Regions from separate parts of the Homo sapiens genome. Here region 1 is linked to region 2. The links are chromatin contacts, found by Hi-C or POLR2A ChIA-PET in ENCODE. All regions are on one chromosome and are shown on one strand. Each heading gives the region's core, a stretch centred on a gene start or an enhancer-like site at or near the end of the contact. The rest is flanking DNA. Distances are from core to core; before and after follow the strand shown.

Region 1 (7,467 bases), core at 4,115-6,614, 3.9 Mb before region 2:
AGTGAGAAAACCAGTACAACTACTTTGGAAAACTGTCAGTATCTACCAAGGCTAATCTATGCATACCTTATGACTCACCAATTCCACTCCCAAATGAATACTCAGGAAAAATGTGGACACATTTTTCAGAAGATGTACAAAACATTTATGGTGGCACTATATCTGAGAGTCCCAAACTGGCTATCAACAAACTAGCAACAATTCCCATCAACAGTAGATAAGATGTGGCATATTCATAGGGATCAATCTCACAGATAATGCCATACACGAGAACTCAAAGACACATGAGTATGTGCTGTTTGACTCCACTTAATATACAGTTCAAAAACAAACAAACTAAATGTGGTGTTAGAAGTCAGGTGAGGCCAGGCATGCAGGCTCACACCTGTAGTTCCAGCACTTCGGGAGGCCGAGGCGGGCAGATCACAAGGCCAGGAGTTCAAAACCAGCCTGGCCAACATAGTGAAACCCCATCTCTACCAAAGATACAAAAATGAGCAGGCCGTGGTGGTGCATGCCTGTAGTCACAGCTACTAAGGAGGCTGAGGCACAAGAATCACTTGAACCCGGGAAGTCAGGGTTGCAGTGAGCCAAGATCATGCCACCGCACTCCAGCCTAGGTTACAGGGTAAGACTCTATCTCCCAAAAAAAAAAAAAAAAAAAAAAAAAAAAGTAGTCAGGTGAGTGGTTACCCTTGGGTGGAAGAGAAGTCAGGTGAGTGGTTACCCCTGGGTGGAAGAGAAGTCAGGTGAGTGGTTACCCTTGGGTGGAAGGGAACACAGGGCAGGGGAGGTGGTTCTGACATGCTGGTGATGCTGCCCTGTGACCTGGCTGCTGTTTACATGGATGTGTACACTTGAAAATTCATCAAGCTGTGTATTTAGGCCCTTGTAAAGGTCAATACATAGTTTGAGCTTAAAAACTTTTAAAAGTGGGAAAACAAGACCAAGATGGCCATGTTTAAAGACAATTCCTACATGTTTAATTGTGACAAAAAGAACAGCTGCCACTATGAAACGAATTATAAAGCTATGACCAGAACACATAAAAACACCTGATGAGCTGGGAGAAAAGACCTAATGTGCAACACCCAGCCTACCTCACTCACGTGCATTACCTGCCTTAGCCCTGTGGGCTCTGGGGCTTGCAACCACTGACACAGGAATCCAAGCCTTTTCCATAAACCTTGTCATCATTTATCAGCCTGGAGAGAAGGAGTAGGTTTATTATCTAAAAATCAGTTACTTTCCTAATGCTCATCTACAGATTAGTTGAAAATAGCCACTGGAGAGAGTTGTTGGGAGAAATGAAGACGATAATGTCTCTAAACCCTTAAGACAGTACCAAGGAGACAGTTTACGCACACAATGAATTATAACTTTATTTATAGCAGTGTTACTAATGATTGCAAAGTCTTGTTTTCATTTTTTATTTTTTGAGATGGAATTTTGCTCTTGTTGCCCAGACTGGAGTGCAATGGCACGATCTCGGCTCACCACAACCTCCGCCTCCTGGGTTCAAGAGATTCTCCTGCCTCAGCCTCCTGAGTAGCTGGGATTACAGGCACCCACCACCATGCCTGGCTAATTTTGTATTTTTAGTAGAGACAGAGTTTCTCCTTGTTGGTTAGGCTGGTCTCGAACTCCTGACCTCAGGTGATCTGCCCACCTCAGCCTCCCAAAGTGCTGGGATTACAGGTATGAGCCACCAGGCCCAGCCTTTTTTTTTTTTTTTTTTTTTGAGACAGGGTTTCGCTCTGTCACCTAGGCCGGAGTGCAGTGGTGTGATCCCGGCTCACTGCATCCTCGACCTCCTGGCCTCAATCAATCCTCCCACATCAGCCTCCCAGGTAGTGAGGACTACAGGAACATGCCACCACGCTGGCCAATTTTTGTAGAGATGGGGTTTCTCTACGTTGCCCAGGTTGGTTTTGAGCTCCTGAGCTCAAGAGATCCATCCACCCACCTCAGCCTCCCAAAGTGCTAGGATTACAGGCATGAGCCACCTTGCCCAGCCACAAAGTTTGCTTTTTGCCTGCTTTTGACAGGGTCTTGCTGTGTCACCCAGGCTGGAGTGCAGTGGTGCAATCATGGCTCACTGCAGCCTCAGCCTCCTGGGTTCAAGCGATCCTCCCACCTCAGCCTCCCAAGTAGCTAGAACTAAAGGGGTGCACCACCACACCTAGCTAAATTTTTTAAATTTTTTGTAGAACCAGGGTTTCACTATGTTGCCCAGGCTGGTCTTGAACTCCTGGGCTCAAGCAATCCTCCTGGCTTGGCCTCCAAAGTGGTGGGATTACAGGTGTGTACCACCACACCTGGCCTACAAAGTCCTCTTTAAAATTAGAGGTGCCCCAAAAGTTGTATGCTACTCATAGAGAACCTAGTAGTACCTAATGTGGTGATTCTGAAGGGGGCAGAGGAGACCAGGGAAATGAATTCCAGGAAGACAGGGAAGGCCTTTTCCAACAACATGAAATAGATTCAGATGTACCCTCCAGATTCTCCAGTATGCAGGTCCCTTCTATTTTCAGAATACTACAGACCCTTGAACAACATGGGTTTGAACCGCGTGGGTCCACTTGTATGCAGGTTTTTTCCATAAACGTTGCATCGAATGTGCCTGCCTCTCCTTGCACCTCTGCCACCACTATGACAGCAAGACCAATCCCTCCTTCGTAGCAGCAGCAGCAGCCTACCCAGCATGAAGGCAATGAGAATGATGGCCTTTGTGATGAGCCACTTTCACTTAATGAATAGTAAATACATTTTCTCTTATAATTTTCTTAATGACACTTTCTCCTCTAGCTTACTTTATTATAATGCTACAGTATATAACACACAGAAGATACAAAATATGTGTTAACTGACTTATCTATAAGGCTTCTGGTCAACAGTAGGCTATTCGTAGTTAAGTTTTGGGAGAGTCAAAAGTTATACACAGATTTTTGACTGCAAGGAGGTCAGTTCTCCTAACCCCCCAGGTTGTTCAAAGGTCAACTGTACATGATTTGCTTCTTTACTATTTTTGGCATCAATGCCTATACCTCTAAGGTGTTACAAATGGAAAGCCTTGAGAATCAGGACCTTAAACCAAAGGAGGCTATACAGTAGAGTATAATGTCTTAAACTTGCCTGATCATACCAGTCATCAGATTTCAGGGCCCCTTCCCTGGTGATGGAGTTAGCAGGTCTGGGGAGGGCCCAGAACCTATATTATAACCAAGCCTCAAGTGATTCTTATGCCAACTCAAGTTCACGTGGTGAAACTTGGAGTTGAAAAGACCTGGATCCAAATTCAATCCCCAGAATCTATCAGTGGGGTAATGCTGGGCAAGTTACAGAGAATCTCTGAGTTTCTTCATTTGTAAAAGGAGAGTTAAAATCTACCTCACAGGATTGTTATATTCGAATTAGGGCAGAGCACAGGACTAAACACTTGGTAAAAACTCAAATAGTAGCTATTAATGCTATTTGAGTAAACTACATATTACATAAAATAATAGGCCATTATTTCTTGAAACAGCTTGCCACTTAAAAGAATTATTCTCGGCCGGGCGCGGTGGCTCACGCCTGTAATCCCAGCACTTAGGGAGGCCGAGGCGGGCGGATCACGAGGTCAGGAGATCGAGACCATCCTGGCTAACACAGTGAAACCCCATCTCTACTAAAAATACAAAAAGAAATTAGCCGGGCGTGGTGGTGGGCGCCTGTTAGTCCCAGCTACTGGGGAGGCTGAGGCAGGAGAATGGCGTGAACCTAGGAGGCGGAACTTGCAGTGAGCCGAGATCGCGCCACTGCAACTCCAGCCTGGGCGACAGAGCGAGCGAGACTCCGTCTCAAAAAAAAAAAAAAAAAAAAAGAATGATTCTCAATTGGGAGGATCACTTGGGCCCAGGAGTTTGAGACCAGACTGGGCAATACAGGGAGACCTTGTCTCTACCAAAAAATTTAAAAAATTAGCTGAGTGTGGTGGCGCATGCGTGTAGTCCCAGCTACGCGGGATGCTGAGGGAAGAGGATGGCTTGAGCCAGGCAGTTTGAGGCTGCAGTGGGCCGGGAGAGCAACAGTACACTCTAGCCTGGGCAACAGAGCAAGACCCTGTCTCAGAAAAGAAAGAAAGAAAGAAAAAAAAAAAAAAACAGGAAAAAAAAAAGTGGGTTCCCAATTGTAAAGCTGTAGGGACTTCCTTTGGGCCTAATTTAAATCAAACCATTAGAACCTGGAGCCTTGTCCTCTTAACCTGGGAGCCACGGATGCATTTCAGGTGTTCTTGATTTTCCCAACTTTCTGAAGGGGATTATTTTTAACGGACACAGGGTCCCCAGCTTCCTCCAGATTCTCCAAGGTATCCACGCCCCACAAAAAGATAAGAAACTCTATCCTAATGAAAGTGCCCAGGAGATTCTTCCTCCTCTTCTTCCTTTTTTTCTGAGATAATTTTTTTGAATACGTGCACGGTTACAAAAATTAAATAGTGCAAACAGTATACAAAGGTAAAATTACTTCCTATCCATCATCTGGGTCCTCCTTTTCAAAGGCAACCTTTGTTCAAAGTTTAGGTAGCCTTCAAGAGCAGGATTTCTCAACCCCACACTTACTGATATTTTGTCCTGGATAATTTTTTTGTGCGTGGTGTCCTGTACACTGTAGGATGTTCAGGAGCATCTCTGGCCTCTACCCACTAGATGCCCAGTAACATGCACACATACACACCCCGATGAGGCACCCAAAAATGTCTGCAGACACTGCCACATCTGGGGGAACAAAATCGCCCTGGTTGGGAAGTGCTGCTTCCAGAAAGACCCCTATGCAAGCACAAACATTGGTGTTTGTGCGTCTACTCATTTTCTCGGGCAACTAGTGGCACACAGTTACTCTCCAAATCACTGCAGGGGTTTGTCCTGGGGGCGGGGGCCGGCGCAGGCATGGGCGGGGGGGAGGCGACGGCCACTCACCAGGTCGCGGATGAGCTGGTCCACCAGCTGCTCCCCGCCCCCGGCGCCCTCGCGGGCCAGAGGAGAACGTGAGCGGCTCGCTACGTCCTGCCCCTCGGCCCGAGTCGCCCGCGCCGCCGGGGGCCTCCCCGCGCCCTCCAGGAGACGCTGGGCCAGCGCCGGGTCCCCCGAGGCCTGTTCGCCGCGCCCGGAGCCCACCTCCGGCCGCCGAGCCCGCCTCTCGGCAGCCTCGGGCCGTCGCCGCTTCTTCGGCGCCTGGGCCTGCGCCAGCTCCTCCTGCCAGCGCCGACGGAACTCATCCAGGCTGTAGTCGTCCATATTCGCCGCTCCCGGCGCTCCACGTTCTCCTCGGTTCCACCGGGTGCCACGAGACAGTCCCGCCCAGGGAAGTGTCCGCCGCGGCCGGAAGCCGCTGCCGCCGCCGCTCTAGGGTTCCGGGTGGGCGTCCACGCCCCCGCCACGCCCCCGGCGCTGCCCCTGTACGCACGTGGTGGTCCGGCTTGTGGCTTGTGGCGCCCAAAGCAGAGGTTTACGCAGCTGCCCCTCAGCCCGTCAGCTCTGCTGCCTATCACTTTTGCTAAGCTCTGACTTTGCGCCAAGCATTGTTCCTTCATTCAACAAACATTCATTCAGCAACTACTATATGCCAGGCACCAAGAATTCAGCATTTAAATCTGTAAAACAAAACAAAAACTCTGACGTCTTGGAGCATGCGTTTAAGTAGGGAGACTTTAAACAAAGAAATATGAACATTTAAATCAGTGATAGGTATTAGGAAGAAAACAAAATAAGGTAAGGTAAGGGGAGTAAGGATTGATAGTGAAAGTCTGTTTAAGATGTTATTTAAATTAAAATCTAAAAGAGAATCAACAGGTGGATAAAGAAACTGATATATACATATGGTGGAATACTACTCAGCCATAAAAAAGGAATGAATTCATGGCATTCGTAGCAACCTGGATGGGATTGGAGACTATTATTCTAAGTGAAGTAACTCAGGAATGGAAAACCAAACATCGTATGTTCTCACATATAAGTGGGAGCTAAGCTACGAGGATGCAAAAGCATAAGAATGACTTATGGGACTTTGGAACAGGGGAGGGGGACGAGGGGAGGGTGGGAAGGTGGGGAGGGATAAAAGACTATAACTTGGGTTCAGTGTATACTGCTCGGGTGATGCGTGCACCAAAATCTCACAAATCACCACTAAAGAACTTACTCATGTAACCAAATACCACCTGTTCCCAATAACCTGTGGAAATAAAAATTTTTTTTTAAAAATCTGAAAGAGAAACCAGCCAAGGGAAGGTCAGATCTTAGGAGAGAGATTTCCAGAAGGAAATCCAAGGGCTTTAAGATGGGAAAGAAAATGACATACGATGGCGTTCCACTTAAAAATGTTTTCTTTGCACCTGATATTCCCTCAGCAGGGAACTTTTCCCCCCACCTTGACTTGGTTAACTCCTACACATCTTTCATATCTCAACTCACATTTCACTTAATCTTCCAACCTCCACTCAAGAAACATCAGGTATCCCTGTTACTCATTCTCACAGCATCCTGTACTTCTCATCATAATACATAACACAATTTGTAATTTTATTTTTATGTATATATATATATCCCTTCCCTTCTAGATTGGCAACTCTTAGCTTTGAGACTGGTGATTAATACATGCTCAATAAATGGTTTTTTGTTTGTTTGTTTGTTTGGTTTGTTTTGTTTTTGAGACGGAGTCTCGCTCTGTTGCCCAGGCTGGAGTGCAGTGGCGCGATCTCGGCTCGCTGGAAGCTCCGCCTCCCGGGTTCACGCCATTCTCCTGCCTCAGCCTCCTGAGTAGCTAGGACTACAGGTGCCCGCCACCACACCTGGCTAAGTTTTTGTATTTTTAGTAGAGATAGGGTTTCACCATGTTGGCCAGACTAGTCTTGAACTCCTGACCTCAAGTGATCCACCCACCTCAGCCTCCCAAAGTGCTGGGGTTACAGGTGTGAGCCACCACTCCAGGCTCAAAGATGCTCTTGCAATTAACTGTCCCTTATTCCTTGTCTAACTCTTCTTAGTCTCTCAGGCCTCTTCTCTAGAATCACTTCTGTAAATAAACTAGCTGCCTACAAACCCAGGGCTCAGGCTTGCTTACTGTGGGAAACCAGGCTTGGACAACCTTCACTGTAGAAAATTAGAGTATATGGTTGGGCGTATATTCACACCACTACACTCCAGCTTGGGCGACAGTGCGAGACTCTGTCTCAAAAAAACAAAAAAAAGAAAGAGCATCTCTGAGTTGGTCCTACTGTGGCAATTTAGGCTCATTCCATTAGCACCTTCTAAGGAGCCTTAGAACACAGCTCAGAATTGTCCTCCCAAGAGATAAGAGCCAGAAGAGGAAAGCATTTGTCCAGTGACTCTCATCCCCTACTAGAGAAAGGCTAAGCCAAGGAGCTTTAACAACCTCCCACTTCTAGATTGGGTATAAGTAAACGGATTATCATGGATGTTCCGTACCAAG
Region 2 (6,728 bases), core at 1,675-4,174:
GAGCATGTGGAAAGTGGATCTAACCCAGACATAGAGAGCCAGAGGACTTAAAGGATGAGTTGGAGTTATCCAAAAATAAAAGGCTGGGGGAAGTATATTCCAGGCAAAGGAACAGTATAGGCCAAAGTCTCAAGTTGAGCTAGCATCATGTGGGTTTGAGGAGCTCAGGGAAGGCCAGAGTGGCTGAAGCATAGAGAGTTAGTTGGTGGTGAGTGGTACAGCTGGAGAGGTAAGTAAGTAGGGGCTGCCAGATCATCAAAGTCCTGTCCTGCTGAGGAGTTTGATCCTTATCCTTGTAAACCAAAAATAAAATTCTAAGCCTTCCCAACCTACTGAATGAACCCCTCTCTTGGCCAAGGGGAACCCCCAAAGAAACCTGAAAAACTAGCTCAGGTCATGATGGGAAGGGGGAGCTCAGACACCTCATTATACCCTCCTCCCTTTGGAATTCAGGCACAATCGACAAACACTAACATTAAAATAGAGACCCCAAGACTGACAGAACAGACTCTTTGTAGCAGTATGACACCAAATTCCAGCCTAACTCTGGCATCACCTGACAGATAACAGGCCCTAAAGGAAATCAAAAGTATTTTACCCCAAAATATATTTCTTTGACATATATTGGAATGGCCCTGCAAAGCTGTGTCCTGTGGAAAAATTCACATTCTGTGGAGAATCCCCTTCCCCTTCCAGATCTTTTCCTGATTCAGGAGAGATTTTAACTAATCGTCTGACATCTTTAAGGTCTGATAAGGGACATTTACCACCTATTCTCCTTGAAGCCTGCTACCTGGAGGCTTCATCTACATAATAAGAACCTTGTCTTCCACAACTCCCCTTTTCTTAAGCTGAACTCCTTCAACTAACTGCTAATCAGGAAATCTTTATAACCATCTATGACCTGGAAGACCCTGCTTTGAGACATTTTGCCTTTCCAGGCTGAATCAATGCACATCTTATGTGTACTGATTTACGTTTCTGCCTGTAAATTCTGTCCCCCTAAAATGTATACAAATCAAGCTGTAACCTAATCACCTGGGGCACACGTTCTCAGGAACTACTGAGATTGTGTCACAGGTCATGGTCCTCATATTTGGCTCAGAAAAAACCTCTTAAAATATTTTACAGAGTTTGGCCTTTTTGGTCAACTTCCTAAATGCAGTGAAAAGCCATTAGAGGCAGAGTGTGTGACACAATATTTGTGCATGGAAAGAGAGCACCAGCTGCAGGGTGGAGTGAGACAGGAGGCAGGGAGACAATTAGGAAGCCATTGCCCCATCCCTGGTGGTGACGTTGACTAGGGAAGTAGCAGTGGGAAGGGAGAGAAATGATGCAGATTTAGGAGCAAGTTAGGCAGAACTGGCAGGACTTAGTGATGGGCTGTGAGTGAGGAGGTGGGGGAGCTGGAGATACAATCCTGGCTTAGGTATATAAACCAAAAACAAAATTCTAAGCACCCCCAGTCATCTGAATGGACCTCTCCTCTCAGCAAAGGCATTCCAAAGTTGACCTGAAAAACCAGTTCAGGCCATGATGGGAAGGAGGAGCTGGACATGCCTCATGATACCTCCCTCTCTTTTGGAATTAGTGATAGAACAGGCTCTTGTCTGATAAGAAACATTTACAATCTATTCTCTCTGAAGTCTGCTACCTGGAGTTTTCAGCTGCATGATAAAACTTTGGTCTCCACAACCCTTTATCATCATAACCCAGACATTCCCTTCTATTGATGATAACTCTTTCCATCAATTGCCAATCAGAAAATCTTTAAATCTACCAATGACCTGGAAGCCCCCACTTTGAGTTGTCCTGCCTTTCCAAACCAAACCAATGTACATCTTACCTGCATTGATTGATGTCTCATGTCTCCCTAAAATGTATTGTATTAGTCTGTTCTCATGCTGTTAATAAAGACATACCTGAGACTGAGTAGTTTATAAAGGAAAGAGGTTTGATTGACTCACAGTTCCACATGGTTGGGGAGGCCTCACAATCATGGTGGAAGAGCAAGGGACATGTTACATGGTGGGAGGCCAGAGAGAGCTTGTGCAGGGGAACTCCCCTTTATGACACCATCAGATCTCGTGAGATTTATTCATTATCATGAGAACAGCATGGGAAATACCTGCCTCCATGATTCAATTACCTCCCACTGGGTCCCTCCCATGACATGTGGAAATTGTGGGAGCTACAATTCAAGATGAGATTTGGTGGGGACACAGCCAAACCATACCACGTATACAACCAAGCTGTACCCTGAGCACTTTGGGTACATGTCATCAGAACTTCCTGAGGCTGTGTCATGGGTACATCCTTCACCTTGGCAAATATACTTTCTAAATAGATTGAGACCTGTCTCAGATACTTTTGGTTTACAGGTGATAGCGTTGCTGGAAAAGAGGGTCCTGATTCAGATCCCAAGAGAGGGTTCTTGGATCTCATGCAGGAAAGAATTCAAGGCAGGTACAGAGTATGGTGAAAGAAGCAAATTTATTAGAAACGACTTTGTTACAGGGTAGGGCATCCTCAGAAAGGAGAAGGAGGAATGCGCCATTCTTTGTTAGTGTCTTCGTTGATAAGAAATTCTAAGGAGCTGTCATTAAAATTGGAATGTGCAGATGTGCTCACTAAAGGTAGGGGGTATTGGTGCTGTTAAATCAAGTTTAGCCTAAAGCTGCCTCCTTACATATTTTAAGTTTGGCCTAAAATTTCTCTGTACATGGTGAACTATAACCTAAAAGGATGTGTAAACAGACTGCAACCTACTCTTGTGCCAATCACTGAGTTTCGGCCAATCAAAGGTGGCCAACTGTTCAAATCTCGTTCAAATAAGGCCAATGCTGAGCTATAACCAGTCTGGCTGTTTCTGTACCTCACTTTCATTTTCAGTACATCATTTTCCTTTTCCTGTCCATAAATCTTCTTCCACCACGTGGCTGTGTTCAAGACTCTCTGAACCTACTCTGGCTCAGGAGGCTTCTAGATTTGTGAATTGTCTGCTCAGTTAAACTCCATTAAATTCAATTTGGCCAAGAATTTTCTTCTTAACAGTGGTATTGATGACCATTAATCCTTCAACCTAAACCTGCTCATTAATGCTGCCTTTAAGTGGGCTGAACTTTTAGGACACCTGGACATTTTGTAGGCTTAGTGGGAGATGTTTTGTATGGCCTTAAATATTCTGCAATTATAATTGGTGGTCAGCTTAGACTGTGGCTATTTTCAGACCCAAGTATTAAGCCTGTAGGTTCCTTTTGAGTGCCTAGCTACTTGCTTTAAGATGGAGTCACTCTAGCCATCTTTTATTAAACCAGAAGCCTGGTAAGCAGAGGTTACTTTAACAATATGCAAGAGTGTGGGAATGTTTGCTGAGACAGGAGACACAAGAGGTGGGCAGGTCTTAGGGATTTAGGAGTTGGGTTCAAGGCACCCCCTCAAGCTTTGATAGTTATCTATGGAAGGTCGTTGCCTTGATTTTGACCTGGTAGGAAGGCAGACTTCAAATGCTTGCCCCAGCTGGACTTTTCCCAGATGTCTGCCTCATCCTCTTACTCTAACCAACACTGACTCTGGTCAAAACCTGCAAGCATGATCTGCGGACCAGCAGCTCATCATGGAGCTGGCTAGAAATATGAAATCCTGGGCTCTAACTCAGACCTCCTGAGTCAGGATCTGCATTTTAACAAGGTTCCAGGTGATTTATGTGTACAGTATGGCTTAAAAGGCTCTGCCTTAGATTCTAGAATCCAGAACATTTTCTCCAAAGACAATCAGGGTATGGGGGAGAAGTTAGTTCCAGAGAAGAGAGCGAGTCCAGGGTAGAAGGGATTCTTCTCTCCTGAGGGTCTATGGTCTCCCATTTTTTAAAGCAGCAGTGGTATCTATCCCACTCATGGCCTAGAGGTTGCACAGAGCTGTCTGGCACCCGCTTCTTTGGCTTTTCTCTCCTGACACCCAGCAATGCTTACTCAGAGCGTTGAAGGCGGCCAGCACCTCGAAAGAGATTCTCTGATTTTTTGTGAACACCTGGATGGTGAACCCATCAAGGGACTTCTGGATCTCGAAATTGTTTTTCAACCACTTCGTGAACAGACAGAACTTCAGCTTATCCCCAGTTTTATCGAGGATGTCACGTTGGCTTCTCTTCTGATCCTGGAATTGTTTTAAGTCACTGAAGAAGAGGACAAGGGTACCATCGGAGTTGCCTCTTAAGACTGTTTTCCGTCCATAGGAGCCACCCTGCCAGTGACAAAGAAGCAGATATGAGACACTAGATTCTGGGGTTACAGGGATCTCTAGCAGGCAGTGGTATTTCTCAACTCAAGTAAAAGCCAAAAATGGTCTTAACATTGAGTGGCAGGCATCCATTTGCCCCACAAAGACCTGATTGGGATGCTCATAGTAACACTTTTCATACTAGCCCCAACCTGGAGGTGACTCAAATGGCCGCTGGCAATAGAAACGGATTGAACTGCCCCACCTGCCACCAGCACCTGTGCTTACTGTCCCAGGGCCTGAGGATAGGATCGCCTCACCTGCCATTGTTGCTGGTGCCTGTGCGCATCTGGGGGAATGGGGGTAAAACTGTCCCACCTGCGGCCAGCACCTGCACACACCATTAGGGAACCTGAAGACAGGCTCGCCCCACCTGCCACCAGCATCCACATGTGCTGCCCAGGGGCCAGGAGATTAACCCGTCCTCTTTACCACCAGCAGCACAGGCACACACCATCCAGAGGCCTAAGGATGGGCCCACTCTGCCTGCCACTAGTGACCACATGTGTCTCCCAAGGGCCTGGGGACCAGCCTACCCAGCTTGCCATCACTGATGCCTGTGTACACCACTTGAGGGCCTGAGGGTTGGCCTGCTGCTGCCGCTTCCAAACAAGCCACCTGGGGGCCCAAGGACCTGCCTGTTCAGTCCACTGCTGCTACCACTGGCACCCGAACATGTCATCTTGAAGTCTGATACCCTGCCCACCTGGACACACCAGCATTGACACCCACATACACTGCCTGGGGGCCTGAGGACCAGCATGCCTGGCATACTGCTGTCACCACTGGTGCTTGAAGACCAACCTGCCTGATGTCCCTGTTCCCAGCACAGCCTTTCCACAGACTCCATTAACAACTACACTGTCAGCCACTGAGGAGCTCACAGACAACACTGATGCTAATGAAATCATGTGGAGGCTCCACTAACTGTGCCCACACAGAATCAAAGCCAAAGCGCTCCACTCAACCAACACTATAGACACATCTACAGGAAAACATCTTTTTTATTTTATTTTTATTTAATTTTTTAGAGACAGGGTCTTGCTCTGTCACCTAGGCTGGAGCATAGTGGCACAATCATATCTCACTGTAACCTCAAACTCCTGCCAGAAGCAATCTTCCCACCTCAGCCTCCTGAGTCACTGGGATTATAGGCATGAGCCATCATGCCCAGCAGAGGAAAATGTCTTTCCCTATGAAAGTCAATAAATAAAATTGGAGAAGTGACTGTTACATTAGCTGTGCTGATATCAATGTAAGGACACAGAAACATGAAAAAGCAAGGGAAACATGGCACTTCCAAAGGAGCACAATAATTCTTTAGTACAGATCCCAAAGAAAATGATATCTGTGCAATGGTTAAGAAAAATTCAAAACCATGATATTAAAGAAATTCAGTAAGATACAAGAAAACACAGATAAACAATACAAATAAATCAGGAAAATAATTTATGCTCTGAATGAGAAACTCAACAAAGAGATAGATATTGCTAAAAAGAACCAAAGAGAATTCCTGAAACTGAAGAAATCAATGAATAAAATAAAAATACAACTCACTGCTTTAACAATAGACTAGGTCAAGGAGAAGAAAGAATTTCTAAACTTGAAGACAGTTCTTTTGAAATAATCCAGCCAGACAAAAGGAGAGAAAAATAAATAAAAATGAGTGAAGAAAGCCTATGTGCCATATTGGTAATCATAAAGTAACCAAATATTTAAATTTGGAAAGATCTAGGAGAAGAGATGGGCAAAGGCATAGAAAATCTATTTAATGAAGTAATAGCTGAAAACGTCCCATGTCTTACAAGAGATTTAGACACCCAGATACAGGAAGCTCAAAGATTCTCAAATAGATTCAACCCCAAAATGTCTTCTGCAGGCATATTATAGTCAAACTGTCAAAAGTCAAAGACAAACATATAATTCTGAAAATAGCAAGACAAAAGTATAAAGTCACATATAAGGGAATTCTCCTCAGACTAATAGCAGATTTCTGAGCAGAAAACTTACAGGTCAGAAGAGAATAGGATGATATGCTCAAAGTGCTAAAAAAAAACCCTTTCAGACAAGAATACGATACCCAGCAAAGCTATCCTTCAAAAATGAAGGAGAAACAAAGTCTTTCCCAGACAAGCAAAAACAGAGGGAATTCATCACCACTAGACTAGTTCTACAGAAAATGCTTAAGAGAGTGTTACATCTGGAAGCAAAGGGATGATGTCTACCATCATGAAAACACACAAAAGTATAAAACTCACTGGTAGAGCAGATACACAAATGACAAAGAGAAAGGAGTCAAATGTTATCATTACAAAACCCCCAACAATTGGAAAGGTAGGCAATAAAGAGAAAGAAAAGAACAAAGAATGTACAAAACAATCAAAACAAATAACAAAATGACAGGAGTAAGTTGTTACCTATCAATAACAACCCTGAATTTAACAACGGTT

The links. Hi-C counts contacts between places; a loop is a spot of excess contacts on that map. ChIA-PET counts read pairs that join two places held with the same protein, here RNA polymerase II (POLR2A).
Region 1: a loop to region 2 is called in a map of posterior vena cava, with 30 times the contacts of the local background. The contact joins the promoter of FBXW8 here to the enhancer-like site in region 2. A Hi-C loop is called at or near these places in 1 of 168 maps with a recorded cell type or tissue (posterior vena cava). POLR2A ChIA-PET finds 5 or more read pairs at or near these places in 1 of 52 experiments (GM10248).

What each region holds. Positions count from the first base shown.
Region 1 is chr12:116,908,847-116,916,313 of GRCh38, reverse strand. It overlaps FBXW8 (F-box and WD repeat domain containing 8), which reads right to left and starts at 5,364. Exons shown (of 11, transcript NM_153348.3): 1 at 4,959-5,364. The coding sequence starts at 5,276. RefSeq lists silencers at 4,897-5,156, 5,317-5,536.
Region 2 is chr12:112,984,552-112,991,279 of GRCh38, reverse strand. OAS2 (2'-5'-oligoadenylate synthetase 2) reads right to left here. Exons shown (of 10, transcript NM_002535.3): 2 at 3,972-4,242. Among named protein-coding and RNA genes, the nearest start is that of OAS2, 9.4 kb to the right of the region's middle. Within about 2 kb of position 2,924, at least 2 of the 41 ENCODE cell types and tissues checked have a DNase peak (open chromatin) inside an H3K27ac peak, as active enhancers do.